Regions from separate parts of the Homo sapiens genome. Here region 1 is linked to region 2. A link is an interaction called in ENCODE POLR2A ChIA-PET data of the cell type or tissue named here. Cell type or tissue: GM12878. All regions are shown on one strand. Links, peaks and the distances in the headings refer to the core of each region. The heading gives the core; the rest is flanking DNA. Region 1 overlaps UST (uronyl 2-sulfotransferase). Region 2 overlaps PLEKHG1 (pleckstrin homology and RhoGEF domain containing G1).

The links. Peaks named below come from ENCODE experiments on the same cell type or tissue, not always from the same donor. Only the 100,000 strongest peaks of a DNase experiment are listed, where the experiment ranks them.
Region 1: POLR2A ChIA-PET joins it to region 2 with 5 read pairs; 1 of 35 experiments calls an interaction of 5 or more read pairs at or near these places.

The regions. Positions count from the first base shown.
Region 1 is chr6:149,061,028-149,077,604 of GRCh38, forward strand. It overlaps UST (uronyl 2-sulfotransferase), which reads left to right. Exons shown (of 8, transcript NM_005715.3): 8 at 12,806-15,963. The coding sequence ends at 13,089. Among named protein-coding and RNA genes, the nearest start is that of UST-AS2, 37 kb to the left of the region's middle. RefSeq lists enhancers at 4,865-4,944, 4,965-5,374, 12,118-13,317. In GM12878, for the core only: no CTCF peak of the experiment used is centred there; no DNase peak of the experiment used is centred there; H3K27ac peaks cover 767 bases.
Region 2 is chr6:150,628,287-150,642,971 of GRCh38, forward strand. All of the region lies in intron 1 of PLEKHG1 (pleckstrin homology and RhoGEF domain containing G1), which reads left to right. Among named protein-coding and RNA genes, the nearest start is that of PLEKHG1, 36 kb to the left of the region's middle. RefSeq lists enhancers at 3,646-3,725, 5,033-5,162, 5,193-5,242, 8,608-8,827. In GM12878, for the core only: no CTCF peak of the experiment used is centred there; a DNase peak (open chromatin) is centred at 8,745; H3K4me3 peaks cover 4,272 bases; H3K27ac peaks cover 4,947 bases.

The DNA of each region.
Region 1 (16,577 bases), core at 5,755-10,754, 1.6 Mb before region 2:
GCATACACTCGGATCAAGGAAAGGAATGCCAGAGCCAGCCCAGCATCAAAATACACTGCAAGTTGGTGGTGAGCTTTTGTTATTTTGCGTATGGTTAACCATCTCGGAGGTCATAAAGCGAGGCCTCTGTCCTCCGGTGCAGCAGCTGGGTTTATACAGTATTTCCAGATTGTTTATTCTGGCCCAGAGCCAGGGCTACATCGTTTTTCCATTATGCATGTTTGACAGATGAAGAGAGGTGGGAAGTGGGACTCCCAGGAACAGGTCTGTGATTTCCTTTCTATTTACATTAAAGGGACTTTTAGGAGTACTGAAGATTATGAACCAGTTCAAACATATGTCAATGCAGCAGAGGTAGAGAAGCTGCTATGTTTGCAAAAAATGTTCAGATCTTGGGCAGTAAAACAAAATCAAAGCAAAATCTTGGGCAGTGAGCACATCGTGCTTGTCACTGCCCAGTCTTGCATGCAGACAGGTTACTGGCGAGTGATATTTATCATTCACATCCAGAAGTTAAGCTAGTGTTTGTTTGGCAGGGCATTGGGAGGAGCCCCTGAGTTGGCAAACCAGAATCTGTGTGCAATCCACTGACATATGCATTTCATGCAGATGGGTGTGCCTGGTGCCGGGCAGAGATGTGTTTCCAAGGTCCCAGTAGAACTTTTTCCCTGCAGCCTTTTCCCTGAGCCACCAGCTTTCTGTGGATACTCCCAAAAGCCCGGGCTAAGTTCTTCCACCAGGAAGTGTTCAAGACTGACCAAAGAGCCACAGTTCACATTGTATCCACAGCAAAGTCCTTGGCACATAGGTCAAATGGATGTGATTGAATGACTGTTTTCCTTCTAAATAAAACACTTTCATTTTGCTAATGGAGAAACATCACTAAAAAGTACCAAAAGTGATGGCAAATTAAGTAACTGACCAGCATTCATACAGCAAAGTCAGGTCACACAAATAAATGTCTTTTTACCCAACAGTGTTTGAATCTTCAGTTAATGGCTGGGGTAAATATCACACCCAGCACAAATTCATTAGCTGCAAGACGGTGGCTTCTACATAGCTATTTGTGTTTGTGGTGAACCTTCCTTATCATGGCATGTCTTAAGCTTGGCTAAGTATTTGCAAGCGTTCTGTCACCATAACATAATGTTCTTCAACAGAGTGGCTAAGAAAAGCAAATACCACTACCTCTCCAGAACAACCTGTGATCCAAACCTTCTCTGTCAGCCTACTATCCAGAAATTCAATTTCCAGAAATGGAAAGTTTGCTCAGGAAGGACCCTCAACTAAGGAAGGAATTTAGCTAAAAAGTGAAGTATGCATAGTCAACACTGAAAGTTGCCCTTTGGGTTAATCCAGTCTTGCAGATGGATTTAAAATACAGGTTTCAAATCAACAAACATTTATGGAGGGTGGTTAGGTGCCAGGCATGGAGCTGGACACTGGGGAACTAAAAATGAAAAAGACACAGTCCCTTTCAGTGTGAAAACATTTTTGCTGGCTTGCAAGTTTTTCACCAGATCCTCCCAGACTTACCAAAGCATTCCCCTCATCTTAGAACACTCAAGCCCTTCTTTTCAATGGATTCCCTGAATGCCAGAATACACACAGGGCAAGGAGAAGTGGGTGGTTATAGATTTCCACTCAATTTGGAAATTAACAGCCTGTGGTGTAGCAAAAAGGTGCAAGGCTGAGAATCAGAAAGCCCACTTTCCAGTGCTTGGACTGAAATGTCCTGGCTGTACAGCCTTGAGCTGGTCTTGTGACCTCTGGGGCCCTTGGTATCTGTAAGTAAAATGGGTACTGGGAAGATTGAGCAAGGTAGTGAGGGGCGATGTGAAAGCGCATTAATCCACAGAGCCCTATGAAAATGAGAGGGATGTGCTTCTCTGCAGGACTTGTATGAGAAGTTGCACTGTTCGGGCTACTATTTGTAAAGTTTTAATAATACAGAAAGCAGCCCCCTCCTGGCCTCATGCCAGGTTTTATTCTCTACCAACATTGGGTGGCCAACTACAGATTTTTATGTCACTGGGGGCCAGCTGTTAGAAGAATCTCCACTCAGGACCGTAACTACTCTGTAGTGTCCCTGCCACTCCCTCCCCAGGGACAGCGCAGAGCCTGGAAGTCTATCCCCCTGTGGCCCTGACTCTATGGCTGATTGGACATGTCTATAAAGAAAAAACAATCTCTATTGTGTTCTTTAAATAGAAAGCTCAAAGTTTGTTTTTTTACTTTGTTTTCCCTCTTCTGAACACTTCATAGCTCAAAACCAGTGCCTATTTTGAGGAAATTTTCAATAGTTATCATAAAATTAACTAAGGGAATTATTTGACCAATCCCTAAAGGTAATAAGAAAAAACTTTTTAAAAAAATATCAAAAACATCCTGAAGCCACAGCTTCTTTTTGCCAAAAAGTATTGATGAATTAAAGTAGAGAGGCAGAAAAATGTGCCTTGCCAGCACTATTGGTCCCAAAAGGCAACCAAACCACAAAGTTAAACACTGAAATGTACAGACCCCAGCCAGATGGGAGGGTAGACTGCTTCTCGCTAAGGACCCAGCATTTGTGGGTCTCCTAGGAATTTCTGTGAAACTCCTTCAGATACTGCCTTTGTGCCCAGCTGTCTGTCTCCATCTCACAGACACAGCCAAGCCTTCCTTGAATCTGACAGCACCCTCGTCCTTCTGATGGTTTCTTTTGTTCCCTCAAGAAGCCTGTACAGAGGAGAACTGTGTTTCCCCAGGTGCTGAGCTGTGGAAATACAAAGATAAATGGGGTATCGCTTTTGTCCTGATCACTCAGTATAAAAAGCCTCTTTGGAAGAACAGCTAAATGAAACCTGGTGGAGATGTTAAGAATAAAATCTAGAGAAAATTTTTTAGGAGGTGGATAGTGCCTCAGAGGCCTCCTAAAAGTTTTCCATCTCTTGATTGAAACACACACAGAATCTATACTCTCAGACGTGCACACACAGCACATACGGCAAATCTTCATGATCTTGTAGTAAGTATGAAAGACCCAACTCCATGCAGAGTATTTAAGATAAGCCCAATAAGCCTGGTCTCCCTGGTGAGGATTTCTGACCAAACAGAAGAAATGTTGACTCCAGCAAATGAATCAGAGTGAGATGCCCTCTCTGCCCCCATGGTGACAAGCCTTGTGAGCAGGCATCTCCCTTAGACTGTGAGCTCCATCCACTCGTCAGCAATGTGGAGAGTTAAGAACCTGGGCTCATTAGTCAGACTTCCCCACACCCAACTTCGGGCTTCACCACTTACCAGCTGTGTGAGCCTGCACAAACTTCTAAATTCCAATGCCACAGCTTTAAATGGTGATAATAAGAGACCTCTACAGCACTGGGAGCTTTATAAGGATTAAATGTGTGTTTAGATATCTTACAATTCTTGGCACAGAGAAAGCTCTCAAAGTGCCAACTGATGATGATGATGATGGTGATGATGATGATGCCCCATTCACTGCAACAATTCCTGTGCGTGGTGCAGAATAGCTATTCAACAAATCTTTGCAGAAAGAGGGAAGGAAGATGATATTGGGCACACCAGTGAGGCCTAATTGAAGCCTTGATTTTGACGAGAAGCACTTACTCTCTAGGTTTATGAAAGCCTGAATTTTAGAATCTTTAAAGCAGAAGCATAAAACTCGACTTTCTATAACAGCCAGTCAGGTAACATAAAAGAATGAACCGGCATTTAGAGTCTGAGGCAAACTGGAAAGCCCTGGCCTCTTTCACGGGGGCAGTCACACTTGGCTCCAGAAGAATGTAGCCGCCCTTTGAGAAAAGCCAGAAATCCAGCTTTCCATGTGAAATAGACCAAGCCTTACAACAACTGAATCCATTTCTAAAAAAAAAAAAATACCCCACGGGCCAAACAACACATTGCCTGCCAGTCCGATCTTGGGCTGCCTTTTTGCCACCCTGTCTTAAAGGGAGGAGCTCTGTATTCGTCTCTTTCTTTTAAAATGTTTATCAGTGGGCACAAGAGACATGAGCCCCTTGAAGTTACTCTCAGTTCCTGCTAGGATCAGAGAACGCTCATGGAGTGAGGTCTTCACTTCTTCATGGTTAATCCGACAGTATGTGCTCACCTAACGAGGGCTTCTTCCCTTCCCAAGGAATGCTACTAATAAGTATAGATTTTTAAAGCATAATTGTTTTGTGGCTGAAATAACAACAATTATTTGAAAAAAAATCCTAACAACTTCCTCTAGAGCTGCTATTATGGCAGTCTGGAGAGAGGCTGATTCCATAGTCCATGTAGCTTTGTTTTGTTTGGATGGAAAGTCTGGCATTTTACAAAAATGTGGAAAACTTAGCAATGGAATGACTTTTCCATAGCACCGATTATCGTACAGCAAGACACACATCCATATGTCTTTGAAATGAGATTTTTAAGAATTCTCTGCTTATTATACAAGACAAACCACCTCTGGTCTTTCCATATGAAGGTGATAGTTTTCTACAGGCTCATGAAAGCTGCCCTGGTTATGGTGCAGTACTTAAAGTTAGGGAAAAATCTCAACATAGATGGGGACCCAGATTCAAATTCGTTTTTTCACTTACCAGCCAGCTATGTGACCTTGGGTAAGTTTCTATTTCTCCATCTGCAAAAGAGGGGTCATGATATTCACCTCACAGGGTTATTGAGAATATCAAATAAAATAATGTATATGATGATCCAAACTCATAATGGGTGTTCCCCATCAATATTGGTTGAATCTGAGTCTCTGTTTCTCCTGGCACAAAATAGCACTCCTGTTTCTGACCGCGACATAACCCTCTGGCAATGTCATTAACCTTATTAAATTTGGCAGCTCTGTGGAAAACGAAGGTCAAAAAAGCTGTCATTGTTTATATAAACTGTTCATTTTGTTGTTCACAGTGCTATGAGGACTAAAGGATAGAGGGTTGGATGCTGCCACCCAGGGAGTAACCAGGGAGAAGGGAAGAGGCTGGAACAGAGCCTGAGGAGGACTGGTCTTTATAAGACAGGCTGGGAAAGAGGAGGGCGTAGAGAAGATGGAAAGGGAGTGATCAGAGAGAGGTGAGGGTGCCAGGAAAACACTGTTGCAGATGCAGGGGTTTCAAAATGGAGTGTGTGGCCCACAGTGTGATGGGGTCATGCTGTGAGGCGCCCTCTGAGCTACCAACAAGGAAGCGAGAGTAACTGAATGGAGTACAGAAGGAACAGAAAGCAGGTTTTGGTGAGTTCAGTCACGTACGTAAGCTGAAAATGTTACAACAAATGTAGACAGCTCTTCAGGAAGTTGGGCTGTGATGGGGAGGAGAGAGAAAAGATGAAAGAGGGAGGGTGCATGAGACAAGGGTTTTTTCAAGAAGGGAAGTGAGTTTTGATGGCAAGGAGCCAGTTGAGAGGGAGAGGTTGACAATGAAGAAGAGGGGGTGGATGAGGGAGAGAAGGAAACTCCAAGGAGGCAGGGTGGGTAGACAAATGAAGCAAGAATTGGATATTAATGCAAAACTAGAGCTTGGGGAAACATTAGATCCCATAAGAATCTGCCAAACCAGCTGATACTGACCCTCATGTTTAGACGGGGGATTTAGGGAGGGATTAAGAAGAGTAAGGAAGACTGAAGTAACTGAAATACACGAGACAATCTGTTGTTATTGGAGGGGTAACAGGAAAAGCTTCTCCTCCACCCTCTGAAGCTTACTTGAAAATGAACTTACAATAGGCAGATTAACAGGAAAAAAAGGAATAAAATTTATTAATATGCATGAAACTGAGCATGGTAGCTCACTCCTGTAGTCCCAAATACTCAGGAGGTTGAGGGGAGGATCGCTTGAGCCCAGGAGTTTGAGGCTGCAGTGAGCCACCACTGCACTCTAGCCTGGGCAACAGAGCAAGACCCTACCTCTTAAAAATAAAATGCTACACAGGAGAAAATCACAGGAGAGTGGTTACCTCATAACCCAGGGAGGTCCAGCTTTTTTCTATACCTTTCTTCATAGGGAAAGGGGAAATGGAGGTTAAATGTGGCAATTTTGAAGAGTAGTAAATGATATTTAAGGGGAATGAATGGGCCCAATGCTCAGACAATGGAAGGTAAATAATTCTCTTTGGGAACTGAATGGGACCCAAGAACAGGCAATAGTTTGGGACAACGTTCATCTGAGCTCTGAGTGTGGTGTTTAATCTTCAGTCCCTTCCTCTGTGACATGAGTTTTGATCTTCTCTGATTAATGAAATTTTAGGGGAGGTGACTGAAGGCAATTTTGTTCCTCTTTGGCAGGTCCAATTTCTAGGTAGATAAGGGAACTTCAGAGAACAGCTTCATCCAGGATGTACTGGTCTCCAATGGCCTTCAATTTGAAATATCGCCATACCAAGTTGCCATATTTGGCGGTCACCCTCCCTGGATCCTTAACTATTCAAGAAAGGATCTTTTAAAGCTCTTGCCTTGTAGCCAAACATGAAAAAGTCCCCCTTCCCTCTTGTCTTAAAAGTCTGTCCTCTCTGTGGAGTGTTCTAGCAAACATAGGGCTGGGCCTCCTCATGTTCTGACTAGCACTATCAAATAGCCAAAGCACTTTTGTCAGGCTGGTAAGGTGACATGCAATTAAAATTTGGTTGGAAAGGCTACCTGGGATCTTATCAAATATCAATCTTATTAAAGACCTCTCATTACTGTATAAAAGTTGGATAAGATATGTCAATGTAGGGGGCTCTGAGTGAAATCATAAGAGCCAGTACTTTCCAGTCATAGAGTCGATGGAGTGCACTGGGATTTTAGATGCTGGTTATCACCAGAAGTCTGTCGTTTTCCGAACATGGTAAATACTAGGTCAATTTCTGCCTGGGATAGAATGTTTCCTACTGGAAACACAAAATTACAAGTTTAATCTAAATAAACCACCAGGACGCAGTTTTACCTCTCAGGTGGAACTCTGCAAATAGTGGTTGTTGGGGTGGTTTTCATCACTGACTCTGAGTATTGGACCCAGAGATGATCGTGCCCAATTTTTTTTTAATCGGCCCTTTTCTCCTCCCAAACTATAAAGCCATTAGCCATTCCCTCCAAAACACCTGCCAGTTTCCTGTGAGATCGGTTGTTAAGTTTGGGTGCCTCAGTCAGCAGGAGGAGTAGTAGGCTCTAGGCCTGGACATTGACCATTATGCTCTACCACACTGTGAAGAAAGGTGTGAGAAGCAGTAATAGCCCTCTCACCTGTCCACACCAAGAAACAACACAGCAAAAGCACAGCAGCTGATTGTCATGAGGAGCCTCCTACCTCTGCCACTTTCTGGCTGCATGACCTTGAATGAGTTATAGCCTTGGCCTCAGTTTCCTCATGTATAAAATGGCTCTTCCATCAAGGGGTTATTGTGAGGATTAAGTATGATTGTGTGTACAAGTGCTTAGCTCAGTGCTTGCTACACATTAGTTCCCATTAACTGTAGCTGTTACTATAAAAATATACCACAAAGCATTAGGCTCAGCCAGGACTGTCACCATCTCGCACCATATCAGTTAACTAATCGTGCAAATATGTCCTGGTTCTTTTCACTTGTACTTGAAGGACACAATATCACATTTTATTGATGTATAATATTTTACATATTTATGGGATATGTATGATATTTTTTTCCATGCATAGAATGTGCAATGATCAAATCAGGGTGTTTAGGGTATCCATCACCTTGAGTATTTATCATTTCTATGTGTTAGGAACATTTGAATTTTTTTTTCTAGCTACTTTGAAACATACAATACATTGTTGCTAACTATAGTCACCCTACTCTGCTATGGAGCATGAGAACTTACATCTTCTATATAACTGTACATTTGTACCCATTAACCAACCTCTCTTCAGCCCGCTCTCCAACCCAGACATCCTTCCCAGCCTCTGGTATGTATCATCCTACTCCCTCCTTGTGGTCAACTTCTTTAGCTCCCATATATGAGTGAAAATACACGATCTTTGTCTTTCTGTGCCTAGATTATTTCATTTAACATGATGACCTCCAGTTCCATCCATGTTGATGCAAATGACATGATTTCTTTCTTTTTTATGGCCAAATAGTATTCCATTGTGTATAATACCACATTTTCTTCATTCATTCATTGATGGACACAGGTTGATTCCATATCTTTACCACTGCGAATATTACTACAGTAAACACGTGAGCATGCAAGTGCAGGTATCCCTTTGATATGTTGATTTCATTTCCTTTGGATAGATACATAGTAGAAGGGTTGCTGGATCATGGTAGTTCTATTTTTAGTTTTTTGAGAACTCTCCATACTGTTTACCATAGTGGCTGTTCTAATTGGCATTCCCACCAACAGTGTATAAGAGTTCCCTTTTCTCCACATCCTCACCAGCATCTGTTATTTATTGGCTTTTAATAATAGCTATTCTAACTGGAGTAAGATGATAGCTCATTGTGGTTTTGATTTGCATTTCCTTGATGATTAGCATGTTGAGTTTTTTCATATACCTCTTGGCCATTTGTATGTCTTATTTTGAGAAATGTCTATTCGGAAGGATATAATGTCACTTTTGACAGAGTTATTTACCTGCTCTGCCCATCCACCAACTCCCCCATCCTAACCATAGAGGAAGGCATTCAGGGAAGAGAGTTTTATTGTCATGAACTAGGAGTAACCTTATGGCAGTTGACCCAGTCACCTAATCGTAATCAAAGAAAGAAATGTATAAACCCATTATGCTGTAACTTTAAAGAATATTCCCAAAGTTTTTCTGGCCTGAAATTAATAACCATTTATATAGCAAATCAACTCAATCCATTATATAGACCAACATTTTGCAAGTGATTGAAGACTAGTAAAATGTGATTGGTATTTCTCAGATAGTTTTGTAGTCAAGGTATTTATATGATTACACTTGCTGTCCATTGTTTTTAGGAAATTACTGTTTCAACCTTACGACAAAGAGCTTTGAGGCTGTGAAATAGAACAGATTTCCAAATTACTTCTTTACAAGGATCTAGGCTCCCTTTTGCTTATCCCCTTGGATCCTTTGCCAGGTTGGGCCAAATAATTTAAGTAATGAATTTATTTTAAATCACAGGAGTCTTACTTTTTTGTGTATCAGATAACAAAACCCTACACAATGTATAGTGCTCTAAGAGGAAGGGATTGAAGGAGGCTTTCAATGAGAGAATTATTTTTCCTCTGCCTCTCAATGTTTGACTTAAAACTCTTTATTTCTTGTCTGTCTTTCATAAGATTTTTTAGCTCTGTTTTAAAAAACAAAAAGGAACACCTAAGACCTGTGAACAATGACCCGCCCCAGATTAGCTAGAGTTCATATCTTCAGAGAAGACAGATATTATAAAATGTTCTGTTAGGAACCCATTTCAGAAGAGTCTATGCCAAGTTATTTAACAGAAATTCTAGAGTGTTCAATGTGTGTTATGTTTTTAATTTCAATGAAGACCATGTTATCTATTTACAAGGATCTAGGCTCCCCTGTGCAAAGGACCCAACCTGGCAAAGGACTTTCAAAAGAGTCAGTTTGAAAAGTAATACCCTTATTCAATGAGGCTGTTGGCCACATAGAGAATTTATTTATTTTTTATTTTAATTAATACCTAATGGGGTACATGAGATGTTTTGATACAGGCATGCAATGCATAATAATCTCATCATGGAGAATGGGGTATCCATCCCCTCAAGCATTTATCCTTTGCATTACAAACAATCCAGTTATGCTCTTTTAGTTATTTTATTATTATTATTATTAATTTTAGACAGAGTCTCGCTCTGTCGCCAGGCTGGAGTGCAGTGGCGCAATCTCAGCTCACTGCAACCTCTGCCTCCCGGGTTCAAGCAATTCTCCTGCCTCAGGCTCCCGAGTAGCTGGGACTACAGGTGCATGCCACCACGCCCAGCTAATTTGTGTATTTTTAGTAGAGACAGGGTTTCACCATGTTGGCCTGGATGGTCTCGATCTCTTGGCCTCGTGATCCACCTGCCTCGTCCTCCCAAAGTGCTGGGATTACAGGCATGAGCCACCATACCCGGCTCTTTTAGTTATTTTTAAATGTACAATTAAATTATTATTGGCTATAGTCACCCTGTTGTGCTATCAAATAATAGGTCTTATTCATTTTTCAATTTTTTTTGTACCTATGAACCATCCCCACCTGTCCCCAATCCCCCACTACCCTTCTTAGCCTCTACATAGAGAATTTTTCAAATTCCTTCTTTAGAATTGCTACTGAAGGCTTCAGAAGGTACCTCAAATATCCTAAAAATTGGGAAGTCTATGTCCTTTCAGATGAGTCTGATTTTGGAAATAGCCATTTGGAACTGTATTTAGTAAATTATATACCTATTCAAATTTGTTGACAAAAATTTTAGTCAAAAGCAAGATTATAAAAGAAAATGTGAGGGCAAATCTTCATGACCTTGGATTTGGCAATGGCTTCTTTAATATGACACCAAAAGACAGGCAATAAGAAGAAAACAGATAAAATGGTCTCCATTACAATTAAAAACTTCTATATGTCAACCTTGGATTTGGCAATTTTTTTTAATGTGACACCAAAAGTCAGGCAATATGAGAAAAATGGATAAAATAGTCTTCATTAAAATTAAAAACTTTTATGCATCAAAGAACACTATCAACAGAGTGAAAAGACAGCCTGTGGAATGGAAGAAAATATTTGTAAATTATATACCTGATATATGTGCAGATTATCTAAAATATGTAAATAACTCCTTCAACTCAACAATAAAAACAAACAAAAGCAAACAAAAAAAAACCCCACTTCAAAAATGGGCAAAGGACTTGAATAGACATTTCTCTAAAGAAGATATACAAACAAACAGCATTTGTTGGACACATGCTTGTCAAAAAGCACATGAAAAGGTCATTAGAAATTAGGGAAACCATTAGCATCAGCATCACTACAGGAGTCATTAGGGAAATGCAAATCAAAACCACAGTGAGATACCACTCCACACTTACTGGGATGGCTACAATTTTAAAAAGGGAGGAAAATAACAATCGTAGGAGAGAATTCGAAGAAATTGGAACCTTCACACATTGCTGGTAGGAATGTAAAATGGTGCAAACACTGTGGAAAATAATTTGGCAGTTCTTCAAAACATTAAACTTAGAATTACCGCATGACCCAGCAATTCTGCTCCTAGGCATATACCCAAAATAAGTGGAAACAGGGACTCAGATACTAGAATGCAAATGTTCATTATAATAAGCAAAAGATGGAAACAACCCAAGTGTCTCTCCAAGGATGAAAGGATAAACAAATTGCGTTCTATCTATACAATGGAATGTTATTCAACCTTAAAAGGAATGAAGTTCTGGGCCAGGCATGGTGGCTCACACCTGTAATACCAGCACTTTGGGAGGCCGAGGCAGGTGGATCACCTGAGGTCGGGAATTCGAGACCAGCCTGACCAACATGGAGAAACCCCATCTCTACTAAAAATACAAAATTAGCCAGGCATGGTGGTGCATGCCTGTAATCTCAGCTACTCAGGAGGCTGAGGCAGGAGAATCACTTGAACCCGGGAGGTAGAGGTTGTAGTGAGCCAAGATTGCGCCATTGCACTCCAGCCTGGACAACAAGAGCAAAACTCCATCTCAAAAAAAAAAAAAAAGGAATGAAGCTCTGATACACACTACAACATGGAAGAACCTTGAAAACATGCTTAGTGAAATAAGCTAGACAAAAAAAGGACAAATATTGTATGATTCCACCTACATGAAGTACTGAGAATAGGCAAATTCATAAAGATAGAACATGGATTAGAGGTTCTATCTAATCGATGGGGTAAGTAGGGTGGGGTAAGGAAAGGAAAGGAATTGGGAGTTATTGTTTAATGGATATCAAGTTTTTGTATAGACTCATGAAAGGATTTTTAAAACAGTGGTGATGGTTGCACAACACTGTAAATATAATTAATGCCACTGAAGTGTACACTTAAAAATAGTTAAAATTGTACACTCTATATATAACATTTTCATGCTATTCAGCAATGAATATAAAATATATTTTGTTATTAAGCATTAGTATAAAATTAAGCATATTTTAGTTGTATATATTTTACCACAATAAAAAATTTAAAATTTACAAGGGTTAAAATTATATTTAGACTGGGTGCAGTGGCTCGTGCCATAATCCCAGCACTTTGGGATGCCAAGGCAGAAGGATCTCTTGATGCCGAGACCAGTCTGGGTACATGGTGAGAACCTGTCTCTACAAAAAATAAAAATAAATTTTAAAAATTTGTAAATTATACTTAAGAAATCTGGCAGCCCTTCCTTTCCTTTTCTGGACAAATGCATTGTTGAAATAGTAAAATGGAAATGGATTTTGTATCAAATTAAACTTTATGTCAATATTTTAAAACTTACAAAACAAGATTATTAGAAAGTGGTTAGACAGCTCTTCCATGCCTCCTTCTGAGGGTAAAGCCCTTTTCTGGTGTATCAAGAAATAAAAGAGGGAAAATGGATAGATTCTGCTGTTCAAAAGAATGTAGAACTCAGAGTTAACAATTGAATTTGGTCCAATCGCATGGTTCACATCTGATGAAAGGAAATTTGATAGCTTGTGCTTCGTCAACTCATGTTGACATTAACACCTAGAGTTGGTAAGTGTTTCCAAATATTGTCAGGAACCCTTCTTCTCTTCTAATACTTGGATATGCAGTTGCTTCCTTAGGTGCTACCAGAGTTGTACAGGTAATGTGGGTCCTCGCCGGGATCCCTTCTAAGCTACTGCAAATGATGGCTCATGTGCGACCCCGGTTCTCTTCCAGAGCACAGGAAGCTTGGAAACATGACTGTGACGGTGAAGAAGACTGTCCCCTCTCCTGAGGCTGTGCAGATCCTCTACCAGCGGATGAGATACGAGTACGAGTTTTACCACTACGTCAAAGAGCAGTTCCACCTGCTGAAGCGCAAGTTTGGACTTAAGTCTCACGTCAGCAAGCCCCCCCTGAGGCCACACTTCTTTATCCCAACTCCACTGGAAACCGAGGAGCCAATCGACGATGAAGAACAGGATGATGAAAAGTGGCTGGAAGATATTTATAAGAGGTGATGTGACTGTGTTGCCTCTATGGCTTTATCTCCCTTTTCCAGAAAGTTCTTTGTTTGGGGAAGTAAAATCCTTAAGGGACTAAATTAATGCTTGGGTGCATTAAAAAGAACAAAACATTCCCACATGTTGGGGTCATTGGGAGATGCCCGGTTTTGCGGGTTTTATTTGTTTAATTTTATTCTGTGTTTTCTCTTGGCTCTTTGGGTCTTTCCCGGGTACACTAGATGGCTCCATCCCAAGGCATCTTGTCATAAAACAGCTTTCCCCCACCCCATATCATGGGAAAAGGGGGAGAAATATAGCCCCTAGCCTAATAACTTATCATTTGTAAAATGACTTATAAAAATATTACCTCAATGGTAGGAGACATCCAGACTTGTATATTTCAGTGGAAATACAAAACCACTTCAGAGACCAGGGTATCTCCTCTGGAAGGATCTAAGAGAAGGTAAGACAGATTAGGACATCGAAAAGGAGGATGGAGCCAGGTGCCATGGCTTGAGCCTATAATCCGAGGCTGAGGTGGGAGGATCACTTGAGCCCAGGAGTTTGAGGTTGCAGTGAGCTGTGATCACACCACTGCACTCCAGCCTGGGTGACAGAGTGAGACTCTGTCTCAATTAATTTTTTTTTTTTAAAGGAGGAGGATCTCCATGGGTAAGTGGTTTCTACCCGCATGGGTAGAGTTCTGCCTCTGGTCCTTCTCAGGGGGCACTTTCACCAAGAGCAGTGTAATTATCTCTGAAAGAGCAAGTCAGCTTGTGCCGCATCCCCAACCAATCCACAGCCTGGAGTACCTTTCAAGGTCAAAGTGCATGGCCAGCTCCATTGAGACATTCCATTTCAAAGCACCGTGCTGACAGATATCAAAGTACTCTAGCAGGGAAAATAATTTGTTTGCTGTGTAAGGAAGAATGTAGACAAGACAGATAAATCTGAAGGTCATGTGGCATCAGGGAAAGGGCATGGCTGTGTCTTTTGCACCCAATATGAAACATCTTCTCCCAACACTGCTTTAATGGAAGTTCTAGGAACCAATTTAGCTCAGGCATTTGACTCCTACAGCAGAAGTTCTGAGCCTGACCACAGATGGTGTGTAATCTATCAAACACACCCCTGGCCAAGTTGGGTCCTATAGGACCTGGTACTATGTACTATTGTAACTTCTAGTTCCCTAAGAGGTACCTGTTTTCAGTAAAAAGGGGTCCTGAGTTCTGTGCAGGTGGAAGAGCTACCCGAGAACTACCTGAGTTCTGTGCAGGTAGAGTCCCATTTCTTATGGGACCTGTGTGCTCCTGAGAACTCTTACTTGAGACATCAAAAAGAAGCAGCAAGAGCTTCTGGGACAGAGACTGCTTGGCCAGCTTTGTAAGTAAGTGGCTGCCTCCAATGTGATGTGAGTACATGTTGGGCAGTCTCACTGTCCTAAGGTATGTCTTCTTTCCACCTCCCACTGCCCCTCCCCTGCCACCTATCAATGATGCCTTGGTTCAGTCATTAGAAATCTGTTGCTTTGAGTTCTGAAATATTTTCACCTTAAAAAAAATGCTGAAAATACACATTCTCCTGGGAAGACGATAAACAGCTAGCTAAGAAGCCGAGGTTCAGTGGTGGCAGCAGGAAGGACACTGCCACAAATTTTGTCTATTTCATATTTGTCCCCTAGAGCCAGCCCTAGCAAATGTGTGAGTTGGGAGTAGTTAATAGTAAATAAGACTCTGACTTTACACAAGCTACACATTTTATACTTTTCATAAACCACAAAGTCTCTCTAGAATTTTTTCTGCCTTCACTAAAATTGGACTGTAGCCAAGATATAAAGCAAGTCATTTGGAACCTGCCGAGTGAGCACTGAAGCTACTTTATCATGAGATGTGTGTTAAGAAGGCTGCAGCCCACAGGAGTCCAGGGAAGGCGGGGACCACAGAGGCACAGAGTCCAGCACTTGGCCGCTCATGGGCCTTCTTTCTGCCTCAGAGGACGGGGGCAGAGAAGTGATGAAGGGAAATGTTCTTAGAGGAGGAAATATCCTTTGTCCTGTTCAGAGAGACCAGGGCCCTACCATTAGGCATACTTTCAGAAGCAACCTGGAGAACAGCTATCAATCATATTCAAAACCAGTACAAGAACTGCTGCCTGGTACCCTGTGAGTCATTTCTATGAAATTCCATATAAAGAATGATGATAAGTTTACACACTGTGCAATCTCACAATCTGAAAATAAAGTTGAGTTGGCTGTGTTTTCTCTGCTCTTGTCAGAACATTGGGACAATTGGTCGTTCAAAAACATTCATCCTCTTACTGCAAGTTTATCTGGGTACTTTTACCTGTGTGTTCAAAGGCATTTCTTTTCAGCAGTGATCATTATAACTTCACAAAAAAAGATGCTGACGGATTTACTTACAGGGCCTTAATGTTATTTTGTCCCAGCCAACACCCTCTAGGTCCTAAAAGTCAAGGTACTTCAGTTTATTTGGCAAACATGACAACATTTTTTTTGGCCCTGGGCCCAACAGTTTGTACTTCATGAAACATATTGTACATTTTACATAGTTTAATTTAAAAAATACCTTTTAAGCTAGTTGATCTTTGACTGTCTTATTTATTATAACCTTTCAGCACATTCCAAGGTTTTAGTTACTCAGGAAGGAGTTAATTAAAATGATTTTATTTTGGTCTGATGGATGTTTTTTAAAAGGAAAATTATTATTATGAACCTTCAGCCTACTTTCTTGAGTGCCGTAAAAGTGCTTGTAAATCTTTTTTTTTTTTTAAGAAGAAAGAAAAAAATGGTGTTTGACGTTGATGGAAATTCAAAAATATATATGGAACTGAAACATTAACTTAGCTAAAATAAAAGCAATCTGTGTTTGAGATGAAGCATTCCTTAACTTATTCATCACCCATATAAATAAATAAATATAAATAAGTTGACATATTTCTTCCATCCTGTTGACAGCTGGAAATAAAAGTGCCTGCAGTTCCTCCCCTCAGCCTTCTTAATTGGCCAAGCTTTTTTCCTCAAGATGGGATTTTGAAAAGCTGTATTTTAAAAAGTGTATCAATTTTCATTCGTGTAATTATATGACAGCAAAAAAAAGGGGGCTGATAAAATGAACTAGTCATTTACTCATGTTGTTGCATATTTTAAAAAGCAAACAGGTGATTTTATCAGTATTTCCACGGTTGGTTTCATGTCGGGGTGCTACATCTGAATCATCTGTCTCTGTTATCCAGCATCTACGGGGCATGTCTACCGTCAGATAGGAAAGGAAGGATGTGCCCCAATTCTCAGTGTCTACGATGATCTGTTTCTCAGACATGCAGCACTTCAAAACCTGGACCACTCTAAGCTCTCAAGTGAGTAGTCTTGATCTGGAAACACCGTTCTTGGGAAATTTCACTGCTGTGGTCAAATGGAGCTTACAAAGAGAAACAAACTATGCTCCCTGTGTGTCTGATGCTACATTCCAATTACATGTGACTGT
Region 2 (14,685 bases), core at 4,760-9,759:
GAATTTTCTGTTTTACTGTAAATTGCTGCTGCTGTTTAATATGTGTATATTTTTCTTGGTATAAATTTCAAAGAGGATGTTGACCCAGTAGAAAACCCCTTCACTGTAAGAAGAGCAGAAAGTGGCAGCATTCCACACATAGGACTGCAGTCCTGGTTTCTCTTTAGATTCCTTTGAGATCAATTTTCAAAGAGTCCTCAGCAAATGGACATTTGTTTTGGGATGGTATGTAGATAGGAAAACACACACACACACACACACACACACACACACACACACACACACACACACCCCGTCCTTGCCCTCCTGCACTGAACCCTCTATATCTGGATTAAGTATTAACTTGACTTGAGTGAAAGGACTCAGGGTTGAATTCATTTAGTTAAATGGAGTTGGTTAATATTCTGCCCGTACTATTAATGATGTTATAATCTAGCAGAGAGGATAAACAATTGCACAAATTACAGTATTCATTGTACTATCCTGTAGAATAAGAACCTGTGTTGTAGTAATAGCCCCAGGTAATTCACTGGTTAGAGAAGCACTACTCCAGGTAAGAATGTAGTGCTGTCATCCACATGCAAAGATAATGAGGCTTTGCAGAGGACTGGAATGCAATGGAAATAGAGAAGTTCATCCACGAGCAAGTGAGTGTGTGCATATGTGGGATTTGGGGAAGGGGACCTGATGAGAGAGAAGAAACTGAGGGTTCTAGCCTGGAAGACTAGACCTCCATTGGCCACAGTGGAATAAACAGCCATGGAGCCTGTTTGGGTGTAAAGGGTAGGATTCGCCAGCAGCAGTTTAGAGTGAGAGATGACTTTGGTACACACAGGTGGTGTGTACTTTGGCCAGTCTGAAATAAAGGATTGGACAGAGGAACACATTGCTGCTTGAAGCGATGCTTCTCACAGCCATTTGACAGTATCTGTCAAGGCCTCGAAGGGACTCTTTGACTCATTTTTCGGATATACCCTAAAGAAATAAACCTTTCTGGACACCAGATTCTACATTGCGGCAACATTTAAACCTAAAGCCTCAACACTAGAGGGTTGGATAAGTTATGGAATATTCATACAAGGAACTATTATATGCAATTAAGATTTCCCTATAGCAATGATAAAATTAAAACCTTTAAGACATGTGACAAAGGAAAGGACAAAACCAACAGAAAACCATCCTTTTTTTTTTTGAGATGGATTCTTGCTCTGTTGCCCAGGCTGGAGTGCAGTGGCGCAATCTCGGCTTACTGCAACCTCCGCCTCCCGGGTTCAAGTGATTCTCCTACCTCAGTCTCCCAAGTAGCTGGGACTACAGGCACGCGGCATCACGCCCAGCTAATTTTTGTATTTTTAGTAGAGAGGAGGTTTCACCATATTGGCCAGGATGGTCTCGATCTCCTGACCTCATGATCCGCCTGCCTCGGTCTCCCAAAGTGCTGGGATTACAGGCGTGAGCCACTGCACCTGGCTGAATCATCCATTTTTTAAAAATCTATACTTCATAGATTTTCTATGATGTATTTCCTTTGATGACAAGAAATCAGACCAAAATAATAATGATAATTAGTTATCTTTGAACTTTCATACTTTGATTTTTATTTTATTTATACTTTTCTGTATTTTGGGAGATTTTCATATTTTTCAAGGTTTCTACAATTAGACAAAGAATATTTTATTTATAAAGTAAAAGTTAAAGATATTTATCTGGGCAGCCTTTTCCTAGCAAGTGTGATGGAGGCCATAGACTATTTCACAGGGGATTACTGGTGATGCCATTCTTTATATTTGAACGGTACTGCCCACAGTGCTCTCTTTAAAGCAGTTTGTACCTTGTTCAGCAGGGAGGCCAGTACATGGAAAGAATGGTACCTGGGGAATAGGTCCTGGTTAAAACATTGACTTTACTCTGGTTGTGATGGGAAGCCCCTGGTGGAATTTGAACCCAGGAGTGCTGTGATATTGTATATGAGCAGAATTACTTTAGCTTCTTTGCGGAGAATCAGTGCTGGGGAGGCATGCATATAGGCAAGGAGATCAGTGGCCAGGAGGTGACTGTACCAGTCCAGCTGAGAGCTGATGGGATCTGGGATCAGGGTGAAAACTGAAGAAGTGGTGAACCATGGTTGAGTGTCTGCTGAGAGTGCAGCCCACAGGGTTTGTGGATGGCTTAGTTGTGGGGCATTGGAAAGAAAAAAGATAAGGGATGAAGCCAAGGATATTATCCTGAATATCTGAGTACAGTTGACACCATTTTCTGAGGTTGTGAATATGGGAAAAGCAGGTTAGCAACGGGGAGAAACTGAGAATTATGCTTTGGCTACGCTAGGTCTGAAAGATGCATCTCAACTTTAAGTGGTGATGCCAGGTAGGTACGTGGATGTGTGAACCTGGTGCTCAGGAGAGGGGGCCGGTGTGGAAATACACACCTGAGAACTATCAGCAAATCAATGATATTTACAATCACCGGGCTAGATGAGGTATCAGAGTGAGATAGAGAAGAGGTCAGGAGGCTGATCTCAGGGCACCCCAGCACTTGGAAGATTCGGCCCAGGAAATGGGGAAGGAGCTGCCAGCAAGGAAGGAAAGCCAGGAGCCCATGGCTTTCCAGAAGCTCAGTGGAGAATGTGCATCCTAGCAGCTGGAAAGTAAAGACAAGGAGAGTCGATCATTGGATTTTGCAGTGAGAAGGTCATTGGTGGCCTTGATAAACCGTTTCGATGGAGTGGAGGGGGCCAAAGTCTGATGATCCTTCTTAGAAGGGAATGCTAAAGCTGAAGCTCTCAAAGATTTGAGCAAATACTGTGGAAGAGTAAGAGAGCCAAGAAAATCTATGCCCAGGAATCCACAAGCTCACTTGTGGAGCAGAGGTTTCTGCATCTTCTGTGGCTGTGTCATCTCAAGGCTTCTAGATCCTCCAGCCTGTTTGAAATAAATATATACAGCAGCTCCAATTTTTCAATTCCTGTCTCTCTCTCTCTCAATCTGTGTCTTTGAATTAAAACCACGAAACCAGTTCCACCTTTTTTCCATCCAGCACCCTCCTCCCCAGGTCTGCGTTTTAGGCAGCTTTTCAGGTGATGGACAGACAGGACTGTGGGGAGTGATGCAATGGGTGCTGCTGTCCTTTGGGGGACACCCCATCCCCTACACACAGGGAGTATTAGGACCTTGAAAGCCCAGCATGACAGCCACACCTTACACCTAGTGGAGTCGGACAGAGTCTTGTGGCTTGGACGCTGATCATAACAGAAGCATCTTTAGGTCAATATGCTGGAAGTAACTGAACAACACTGTGCAGTTCAGTTACCTGTAGGAAAACTTGCAGTAAGACTTGTAGGAAAATAAAAGTTCTAACCTTGCATTTCAGAACTCTTCTTTACCTGCTACAGTGGATTCGGGGGTTCCCCTTCCCCTTGCTGGCAACCGCTCCCCACCTACAGATGCTTCAGAGCATCCGTAGAGCACGGTTGGGTTCCCAAGGAGGGGAACAGAGGGTAGGACAGAGCTGGGGGAGGAGAAGAGGATGTGGGCTAGTGGAGGGCTGCGAGCAAGTAAGGAGAAGCCCCAGGGAACTGGGCATGGGGAACTGGGCATCAGGCTTTCTAGCGGCCTCCTTCCTGCTAGTGCTGTCCTGCCCCGGGGGCTGGCTGGCTGCTTCCTCGGCCACTGCCACCAACCTGTCCACCAGAGCTTCTAGGCTTTCTGGCCTTCTGAGAGAACAGTCTCACAACTTCAGGACTCTGGTTCCTACAACAAGCACGCGGCATTTGGCATTTTCTGAAGAATTTTTGCTACAAGTAGCAAAAGGTCAACAGTTTAAAATTTGCTCCTAAAAATGTGCATGTCGTAATGTTCAGTGAAAAAAGGAAAAGGTCAGAGTACACGAAATTGTTTAATCTCCATTCTCTATTATAAACACACAAGCAAAGCTGGAAGAAATCACCAGGGTATGGGCCACGATTGTCTCTGGCTTACAAGTGATGGTTTTTCCTTGCTTTTCTTTATTCTCTGGACTTTTTTTAACAGTAGGGAGTTGTGATTTTTATAACTTGAAAAGTAAATGTAAAGATTTCTTCCAAAGTTTGTCTTTTTGTCTGCTTTTATCATCGGCCTTGGCCAACCGGACACACCTAGGGCTGCTCTCAGGGCCTTGGGTGTCTATGGAGGACAGTCAGACTTGGTGGCCTGGGCCTTGGTCCTGGGCAAGGTGGGCAGGTTGGAGAGGCCCCCAGGCGAGTGTTGCCTGCATTGGCCATACCCCTCTACCTGGCCTCTCCCGCTTCCTCCATGCCCTGTTCTCAACAGGATGGCAGGAACACATGCAGGCTGGTAACAAATGTCCTAGGGCCATTATTCAGGAGCAAAAAACAAAGGAGAGAATAATTTCACAAACATCTATTCTTACATGGGCAGTCTTGGTGACAGGATACTGATAGTTAAAAGACAAGGAATGGGTAATTGAGGAGAACTTTAACTTCAAGTGATGTTTTAAAGAATACTTTATAAGACCTTCTGCCGTGAAATGATACATGTCACTAATCGCTGGTTTAATTTGCCAAAAAGTTTCTGGGGAAACGAGCTTGAGGATCAAAGACTAAAATTTGCATATATGTCTAGTATGATTTCATTTGAATTTCCCCTTTCTAACTTAGCTGATATTTTGCTAATGACTTCTGTAGTTTCGCTTTTAAAACTGTTCTGTGAAAATACCTTATGCAGTGCTTTCTTAAAAGCCCCATTTGTTTACTTTTACTAAGCTGAAAGCACACTTTACGTCTGGGAGCAACCAAATAACAGATTTGCTCTCCTTTGAGGACTCATCATTCAGTTAAACATTTTTGAATAATGACAGTGGGTCTTGGGTTTCAAAGATGAGACCCAATTTCTGCACTTGAGGAAACCACAGGTCTAATCGGAGGGCAACAGTGTCATCTGGAAGTGCCGGCTCAGGGATGCCGTCCTGACGGAAGTCATGAATGCTGGAAGTGGGTCTCGCAGGGTGAGAGGAGTCACCAGGTAAAGATGGGTTGGAAGGACCTGGCAGGCAGAGCAGGGAGCAGGACCCCAGTCCAGGGCAGCAGGGAAGCGGGAGTCTGGGCAGAGCTGATTCCAGGCAGCTCAGTATTGCTGGCCTGTGCATCCTGAGACTTATCCGAGTCGCAGGTGAAGCTGGTGGGAATCAGGCAGAGTGCAGAGCTTTAGCTGGGGCAGGGTTAGCCAAGAGCCTGTCATGGAGCTGCTCTCTGGGCACTGGGAAACATAAGTCTGGAGGCTTTGGCTGCAGCTGCAGATAAAGATGCAGGGGCCTCTGACGATGGGGGCCTTAGTCATCTCAGAGGTGGTGCAGAGGGTAGAAGCCTGACTGGGGTCAGAGATGAGGAAGGAGAGGGTCAGAAACAGTGATTCTAAACCAATTTGGTTGAGGCAGAAGATACTAATGGCCGAGGGGAGGAGAGAGGGAGCGTAGGCTCTAAAGGGGAAGCTTGTTAGGAATGATCCATTGTATCATCCTCCGTGGAGGCTGAGAGTCAGTGCAGAGGGTGAGTTTGGATGTATGGGAGGCAGCAGTGAATGGCCGAGATGGAGAGTGCTGGTGACCAGGTTGCCCCTCCACAGTTCTGACTGTCCCTTTTCTGTACCTGAGGGAGGAGGGGAAAAAGAGTGAAGTTGAGGCTGGGCGTGGTGGCTCAGGCCTGTAATCCCAGCACTTTGGGAGGCCGAGGCAGGCGAATCACCTGAGATCAGGAGTTGGAGACCAGCCTGACCTACATAGAGAAACCCCGTCTCTACTAACAACAACAAAAAAAAATCCGGGCGTGGTGGCAGGTGCCTGTAATCCCAGCTACTCTGGAGGCTGAGGCAGGAGAATCACTTGAACCCAGGAGGCAGAGGTTGCAGTGAGCTGAGATCGAGCCATTGCACTCCAGCCTGGCCAACAAGAGCAAAACTCGATCTCCCCCCCAAAAAAAAAAAAGAAAAAAAGAGGAAGAAGAAAAAAAAAAGAACTGTGATCAAGCAGCCACATGGGAGGTAGAAAATAATATGAGAATGTAGTAAAATATGTGGCCTAGGGTAGGCTAGGAGAGCTTGATGGAGTTGGAGAAATTTTAAAGCAGTAGTTGGGGAGAAAAAGGATGGGAAGCTCAGGAGGCACATAGTATGCCCTCAGTATGTTATCCAGTGCCACACTGACTTCCACAAGAAAACCACACTCAAGACTAACTTGAAAAGTGCATAGAGGTCAGAAACTCAGCTTTGGGATAAAGCATTTTTTGTAAAGAATTAAGTGAATAAAAATAAACATCTAAAATATTTCAACTGAAAGAAAAAATAGATTCCCCATTATTAGAGCCAATGGTTTAAATTCAGACATATGGAAAAATTTAATTTTCAATTCCAGGCTTTAAGCCTAATTCTGGAAGAAAACCCATTAAAGTAATGAAGTAATAAAACAATTGAACAATAAATCTTGATTTTGTAGAGAACAGAACAAATGCTTGGAGATACGTCATCATTTTCATGCTTGTGGATTCATACAGACACCAGCATCTTTGCCTAAAAGTTACAAGGCTGTGGTTTGTAGCCGACCTCAGAGTAGGAGTGGGTAGGAATTTACAGGATGTTATTCTTCCAAGAAGAGTTGGGAGCATTTTTGGGGGATGTAGAAACTTAAAACAATCCAGGTGTTGAAGTAGTTAAGGGACTCTTTTTCTGGAAAAATAATTAGTTCTCAAACCTGTTTAATTTGAATATTCAATAGAGCTATCACCAGGAACCAAAGGAAATGAAAATGAGGGACAGATATGGTTCCTACCCTTCACGGGCTTATCACAGAATGCTTTGACTTTCACACAAATGTTTTACATCATTTCATTACCTTTACTCCAGCACATTCCAATTAGCCTCCTGGCAAGCAAGTAAATTGCAGCTTTCACAGACTTTTTTTCTTTTTAAATTTTGTTTTTGGAGTTGTGGAGACTGTGCTGCAAATTTTGCTCTTGATAAATGACATTGAAATGTTTTTAATGCCCCGAGATAATGAATGGGAATCTTAATAGTCTTCTAATTAAAATGAAAAATAGAAAAGTCATGAGTGGACATTTTAGGAGTGTAGTTCTGTTGTTTCTTGTTTTGGAATTTGTGGATACACTAAGTGTAATTTGTAATTAAAAACAATTGGGAAACAAGCATCTACTTTGAGCTAATTTTGTTCTTCTTAATGTTTCTAATCTCAGCTGTCTTCACTTATAGGACAATATCTGAGCTTACCTGGAGCCACATTTATAAAACATTATTTTCATAAGTTCAATTATATTAGTTATTATCACATGCATTTCCAGTGAGCTGTGTATGTGGCATTTTTTGGTTTTCTTAGTTGCTAGACTCTGGATTTTTAAGATAATTGATTTAACAACTTTTCAGGGAGCATAAATAAACTGTTAAATGTTCATGTTAATTATAAGCTACATCCTGATTTCAGGTATGTTTTTAAAACACTGTGTATCTTAAAAAAACGAAACCTGATAGAATTGCAGTGATCTGGCCAGGACTCGTCAAGCAGTTAAATATATTAAGGCCCCTGGTTTCATGCACTGTACAACACTCATAATGGGTGTTGATTATATGCTTGGTAACTAGTGGCTTACAGAAAGCAGGACTATGGGCTTTTTGTATTTTGAATTTAAAATAAATATTGTATCTTTTGGGTGTTAACAGAGGCATTTTTGAGTTGAAGGGTATGAAACAATTATTATCTTTATGGTGAGTTACTATTTGCAGATAAGTTAATGGCTTCCTGTGCAAATAACTGTGGAGTCAGCATACCTAAGACTTGAGTTTTCTCTAAAGAAAAAAACATTGTATCTATAGATACCTCTTCAGGGTCATTACACAAACTTCAAAGTATTAATGCTCATGAAAAGACCTCTATTTTGAATTTTTTCTATAAGTAACAGTTTTGCCATAAAATGGCCAGATCATTGTATGTAACTCATGACTTTTTTTAAAAAAAAAAGCTAGTGTAACACATGACACACACAGCCACACCTTTTGAGAGGGAGAGAGAAACAGCATTGTGTCTTTTGAGCCGTTCTGACGTGGATGAACTCTGGTTTCTCCAGCAGTAGCTGTGGTGGCAATGTGGAATATAAATGGCTTATTACTGTAATTAACGTGGCTCAGTTGGTCCCTTTTTTTTTTCTGTTTTTTGGTTCACTAGGGTCTTCTTCTTGTCCTTTTCTGTGATCATTCATCCTTCACAAGAGTACAGACATGGCCCCTGGACAGGAGAGCAGACCTTCCTTTCCTTGGTTTGTTTATACCCTTGCTTTCATATCAGAGTTTAGATAAAAATCTCTTATTTAATTATTTTTAGTTGGCTTCACATGTTTGGAGTTCTAGGTTGTTCTCATTTTGAAATATTCTCTGTTAGAAGTTAGATACCTTGTGAATAAGAGTTGACCCATTGTGCTCTAAGTGGATGTATTGTTTTAAAAATCTAAAGTTTGGAAAGGGTGAAATCAAATATAAAAAACTTATTCCTCAAGTACAGTCACTGCTAACAGTTGCTATATTTGTCTTGTCTCCAACTTATTTCTTTTCTAAAGCATCTATTGAACCTTGGTCTGAAAAATGACATTAGCATCCTTTATTCATTTCTTCTACCCTATGACTAAGATGTCAAACTAGTCCTGGTTTACACAGGACTTTCCCAGTTTTAGCTCTGAAAGTCCCATATGCGGGAACCCCCTTGGTCCCAAGAGGGTCTGTCACCCTACTCATGACCTCCCAATTAGCTAGACTCTGCCTATTACAGTGTCACAGTTAATACACTTATTTCTTATTTCTATAGCCAAACTATGAATATGTTTTTTGTTTTGTCTCTGAGTGGCTTCTGAAAACCTAAAGCCATTATGCAAATATTATTCACTGCGGAGCCGAGTAATAGAATTAGATCCATAGAGAAAGAACTCCCATCGTGGGTCATGAAATTTTGCCACTTGAAGGAGATTTTCCCAGTAGCTTCACTTCTTTATAGACATTTCTCTGCTTTGGGGTTATATTTAGCTTTTACTGTTTTTTGTTTGTTTGTTTGTTTTTGGGTTTTTTTTTTTACTTTTTTAATTTCATGTCATCCTCTTCCTTAGATTCCTTTTTTCATTTGGTAGGCTCCTCCCTTTGAGTAACTTTTGATGTATAATATGCATAGATGGTAAGCACTGTTATTGCATGTTTGAAAATGTCTGATTTTGCTTTCACACTTGATTATTTCAGTCTAGATTCAAAATTATTGTTTCTGAACTTTGAAGGCATTGCACCTCTGATACCTACAATCTAGTGTAGCCAATAAGTCTGATGTTAGACTTACGACATAGTTGATTGTGTGTGTGAGTGTGTGTGTGTCTTTTTACCTCTTTGAACCATATAGGACTTTTTGCTTTATCCTTAGTTCTAAAATTTCACCACTATCTTTTTGTCATCGGTCCTTTTATTTTTGAGCTTTACTATCTGAAGTCTTCTCTAGCTTAGGATATTTTCTCCCCACTAATATTAATGTATCTTCACCTAGAAATCGAGTAGGTGGATTTTAGGCCTCTTGAAAGCGATTCTTTATTATTTTCCTTCTCTTTGTTTTTTATTGTATGTATTAGAGATTTCCTTGGCTTAAATTTTCCAGCCTACTGAATGAGGGCTTAGCCATATAAATGCTATCATTTAGTCCATTAGATTTATATTTTGGCACTTACTTGTTTAAAATCTGAGCGCTTTCTCATTCTTGTTATTCTTTCCAGGAAAGGAGAGTGAATATCTATGGATATTGCCCTGGCCCTTAAGAAGGTATTGTTCTTCAAAGATGATCTTCTTGGATTGCTTAGAATTTTTATTTTCCAGCATCAGAAGCACATACTGAATTTATTAAATTTTAGATAGAATGTATTTCTGTTTTCCACCAAGGCCGCAGCTCCGGCTAAGTTAGGTGTCTTATGGCTCCCTGGAATAATTTAGTCTTTCCTACCTCCTGTGCTCTCATGTCGTTTTTTAATGTGTTTCCTTCCATCTCCCAAGTCTTCTGTAAAAGCTAGTCCAATTGCCCTCCTTCCACCTCAAGTACACAGAAGGTTCTGGAACACCACCCCTCCCCCTACCACTCAGCCAGAAGCTGATTTTTTCCTAACATTCATTGACCCTTGCTTGAACCTTTCTTCTCATTGCCCCTCCCTCTCTTGCCAGGGTCACTCCTGCTAGTGTAGAATTTCTGAAATGAAGGTAAATAAAGGTGTCAAGAGGACAAGAAAATTCCCAAACATGAGAGGGAGAGGATGGAGAGTTCTGGGGGCAGGTAGAAGCCCCCTTGCCAGGTACCCCTTGTGTAACAATTGCTGTTCAGTGGTGGGGAGCTTACATTTCTGCCTCTTACCTAAAAACTTAATTAAACTGAAACTTAATTTCTCAAATTATTTTATGTTCCAAAAATCAGTTCTAAGTCAAAACTGGTGAATAGATGACCAAAATAGAAGCTATTAGAATTCTCTTTATATAGCAGGGAATAGAATTATATAACCTGGATGCATTCCTGAAATTTCTTTGTGGTTTGGCTTCAGTAAATTACTACTTTACCTACAGCTTTAAAAGTATATTTAGACTTAAGTTTAAAGAGTGATAACCACATGTGTAAACATCATTGAATACCATTCTTTTAATGAGTGGGGAATGTTATTTATATTCTGTCTTCACTTCCTCTGGAAAGCCCATTTCTTTTGGGAAGGCTTTAACTTATATTGTACTCACCTTAGAAAGTGAAAAGAATTCACTTTAGTATATTTTAACCCAGCCACAAAATTTTCACTGTTGCTGCTGAGAACCGCTTGGCCCCAATCTCTGAGTACAGTGTTTTAAAATTGAACTGTCTTAAAATAGCAAGACAATATATATGCCACTAGAATAGAGGATGGGTATGTTTAAGGGATTCAAATAACCCTTATTAATGCATTAATTTTTAAAAATGCTATATATTTCTCTATTTTTCTTTTTTAATTTTTAAGAAATTGACAATGAACATATTCATGGAATACATAATGATGTTCATCATCTGCAACATTTATCATTTTTTTGTGTTTGGAATATTCAGTATCCTTCTAGCTATTTGGAACTACGTATTATTGTTAATTACAGTCATCCTCTGGTGATCTAGAACACTAGAATTTATTCATCCTGTCTAGCTGTAATTTTATGTCCTTTAACAAATCTGTTCCTATCCTTTTTTTTTTTTATTTTGAAAAACAATTTTGCAGTTAGTATTTCAATGAGACAATGAAGCAGGCAGGTGAGTGGGAACCGATGACCAAGAGCTTCCTGGGCTGGCCTGAAGAGTCTGGGCTCATCTACATAGTGATGGGGACCATGGGAAGGATTGAAGCAAAGAACTCCATATGATCATGTTTATCGTGTAGCTGTCAGGGTGCAAGTAGACTGGGAGGCAGACCAGAGGGGAGGTCTTGTGTAATGCATGTCGGAAAGCAATGGAGCCATGGACCAGGCAGGAATTATGGTTCCTGTTCAATTCTGAACTTTTATTCTGTATCAATGATGCTGCCATTAGACTAATTTGCTGGTTATTTTATAAAGAGTCCTTTTAGGGCTAGAAGGGACCTCGGAGGTTTCTACGCAACTCTGTCATTTTGTAAATGGAAAAACCCTAAGGCCTAAAGAAGTGAAATGACTCCTCCAAGTCGGACAGCTCCTTAATAGCAGATCTTGGCCTTGGGCCCAAATCTTTCGATTCCAAAGCCACTGCTTTCCCTGTAGGGTTACCCATCTGGCCCTACCTGCTGTCTGCTAAGCACATGCCCAGGCCGGCGTCCCGCCAGTAGGACCGATCACCTGATTGTTGATGGTGCAGAATGTGATATTGACAGACTTTCTATTTTTTTTCTAGTCAGCTCATGACTGACTCTCCTAAATGACTTAATTATAATTTTCCCAACTCTTCCCAAATGCGCAGGCTTGCCCAACTTTTTCAGAAGATGATCTTGACTTTTACTTCTCCGAGCAAATAGAAATCACTTGAGAACACACAGGGCCATGGCCTGCCACCACATCTACCAAGAACCATCATGTTCCTGCCTTTGTCATAACAGCAAACGTGTCCCCATCTTAATTAACACTGGTCCCTGGGTCCTCATTCTTCCTGTATTTTCAGGGATGCTTTGGCTTACTCTTCCTTTTTCAGTATTTTCTACCCCTTCCTCTCTAAAAGATCTATCTTGTCACCATTTATATATCATCCGGACTCTCCCACGCAAAACCCTGCTTGGAATACCCACACCACGCTAGCTCTTTCTACTTCCCTCCTCTCAGGCCTTGTGTAAGATACATGGTGTTTCACTCGTCGCCCTGAACTGTTTCCACTTTAGCCCTTACAATTTCCCAAAACTGCTCTCACTGACCTCATGCCACTAAATCCAGTGAGCACATTCTGCTTGGTTATTCATTTAACAATTATTTGTGAGCATCTGCCATGTGCTGGGCATCGGGCATGCTGTGGTACACAGAGAAATGGGGTCTCCTGTGGTCTAATATTGGGGACAGATGTTAAAGAAATACCTATAGTTGCTGAATATTTAGATCAGAAAGTGCAAATCTAACTAATTTTATGGCAGGAGTACTATATGTCAGTTGTTTAGTGGGCACTAAATGTCAGTTTCATAGTGAAAAACTTGTGGCTAGAGAATGCTCTAGCTTATCTGTGCACTACAAGTGTCCTGCCCTTTGATCTGGGCTTAACTCCACACACAGCCAAATGCCCCCACTATTAGAGGCTCTTTTACGTTTTATGTAGTGAAGATATCTTGGCTGAACATGCACATAAACAGAATCTGGAGAAATATTACTCTGTTCATGGAGTTAGAAACTAGAAACCATACATATCTATATTCTAAATAAAATTATTCTAAAATAAACAAGTTTAATATAGTCTAAACTGGCAAGATAGATTGACGAAAACCCTGATGGTTTCTGTGAAGGAAAGCAAAAATATTGTGCAAAAGAGATGATCTGTGAAGTTCAGACTCTATGAAAGATTTTTGAAATGGTAATCATATTCAGTTTTGAACCATTTTAAGATCAGCAAAATAACCGTGTAAGCACATGTTAGATATGCTAATGAAGGTTTAGTGAAAGTAAAAGTTTTCTCAAGTCCGGATTGAAAATGGCAAGGTGTTTCTGCATATGTCAGTTGTCTCTCTTACTTTCCTCATGGGCTACAATATTCAATATGAACAGTTCCCCTTTTTTTAGAAGTAAAAATGGTCCATGTTAGCAAAACCAAAGATTTCCAGGAAGTGCTGGTGGCTGTGGTGCTGTGGAACGTGTGGATGAATAAATCACTGTTTGGTAGTAAGTGTAAAACGTTTTATTGGAAGCCAGCCCTTCGTATCCATGTTTCCTTTTTCCCTCCCCTGAAACTGAAAGCTCATCTGAAATAGCCTCAGGATAGATGTTAAATAAAAACTCTGTGATATATTTGGAAGTTCTCTTTTTAAAAAACCAATATGTCAAAGCCTGTTTTACTTGACTGATGTGAAAAGGCAAAAAAAAAAAAAAAAAAAAAAAGCAAAAGGAAATTACCTTTCTAAATAGAATATTTTCAAGTGATGTAAGTAACCCTTTTTTTTTTCAAGTGATGTAACACATTTCCCGAATAAAGTATATTTTTACAGAAGCCTGGGTAAAAAAAAACTGTGCTTCACCATTAAATAAATGGGTGAATACAAATTCAGATTTTAAAGTTATCTCCTAAAATATTAGTTTATTAAATAAGTGGCACAAGAAACCTAATGTCCTGTTTCCCCTTATTAAATCTATTTGACTTATGAGATAGTACAACTTTGGAAACCACAGCCAGCTGAATTCTGTTCATTTGAGGGAATTTTATTATTTTAATTAACATTCATTTTCACTGCTTGTTAACACATTCTGAATTGCTTGAAGTTATTGACCTAGATTGAAAGAAGCTCTTGAACTCTATAAAAGGTGGTGCTTATAAAATTTTTCTGCTTAGAAAATGTTGCTCAGTTTCTGTGGCTTCCTCCATTTTATTACGTGTAGAATCTGCCAAAACCTTGCTAACTTTCATAATCACCTTCCTTTTCCTTATTTATGCCTGGACTTGAGTATCTCTGGAAAATCTTGTTTTACCCATAATTTTCCTCCACTGGAATGCTGCCAAGACCAAGATTTTAATATTAAAGTTGTATTTTGTTATGCTTTTAAAAGTTTACTGTATAACTACAGTTGCCTTTGGGCATTGTCTTTAATGCTGTGCCAGCCATCCCACTGGCTAAAGGTCCTGTGATGGTAAGGACTGAATCTGTCCCAATCATGGCTGCATCCTTAGCACCTGCACTGGTATGCTGTTGGTGCTCAAATGTTGGATGCATTCAAGGCATTTTAGGAGTAGCACAGGTTGCTCAACTAAAAGCATTGATAACTGTATTACAGCACTTGTAATATAGCTGCTATCCAGTTTGTCTCCTGGTATGTAACCCTTCAAGAACCTGATGTCTTAGGCAGTGGTTCAGTATTTTTCTATGTAACCCCAGTGCCTATAACAGCACCTGTAATAGTAGCGGTACTTAAGTGAAGCTCATTCATTGAAGAAACATTCCCTACTTTTTGCATTTTT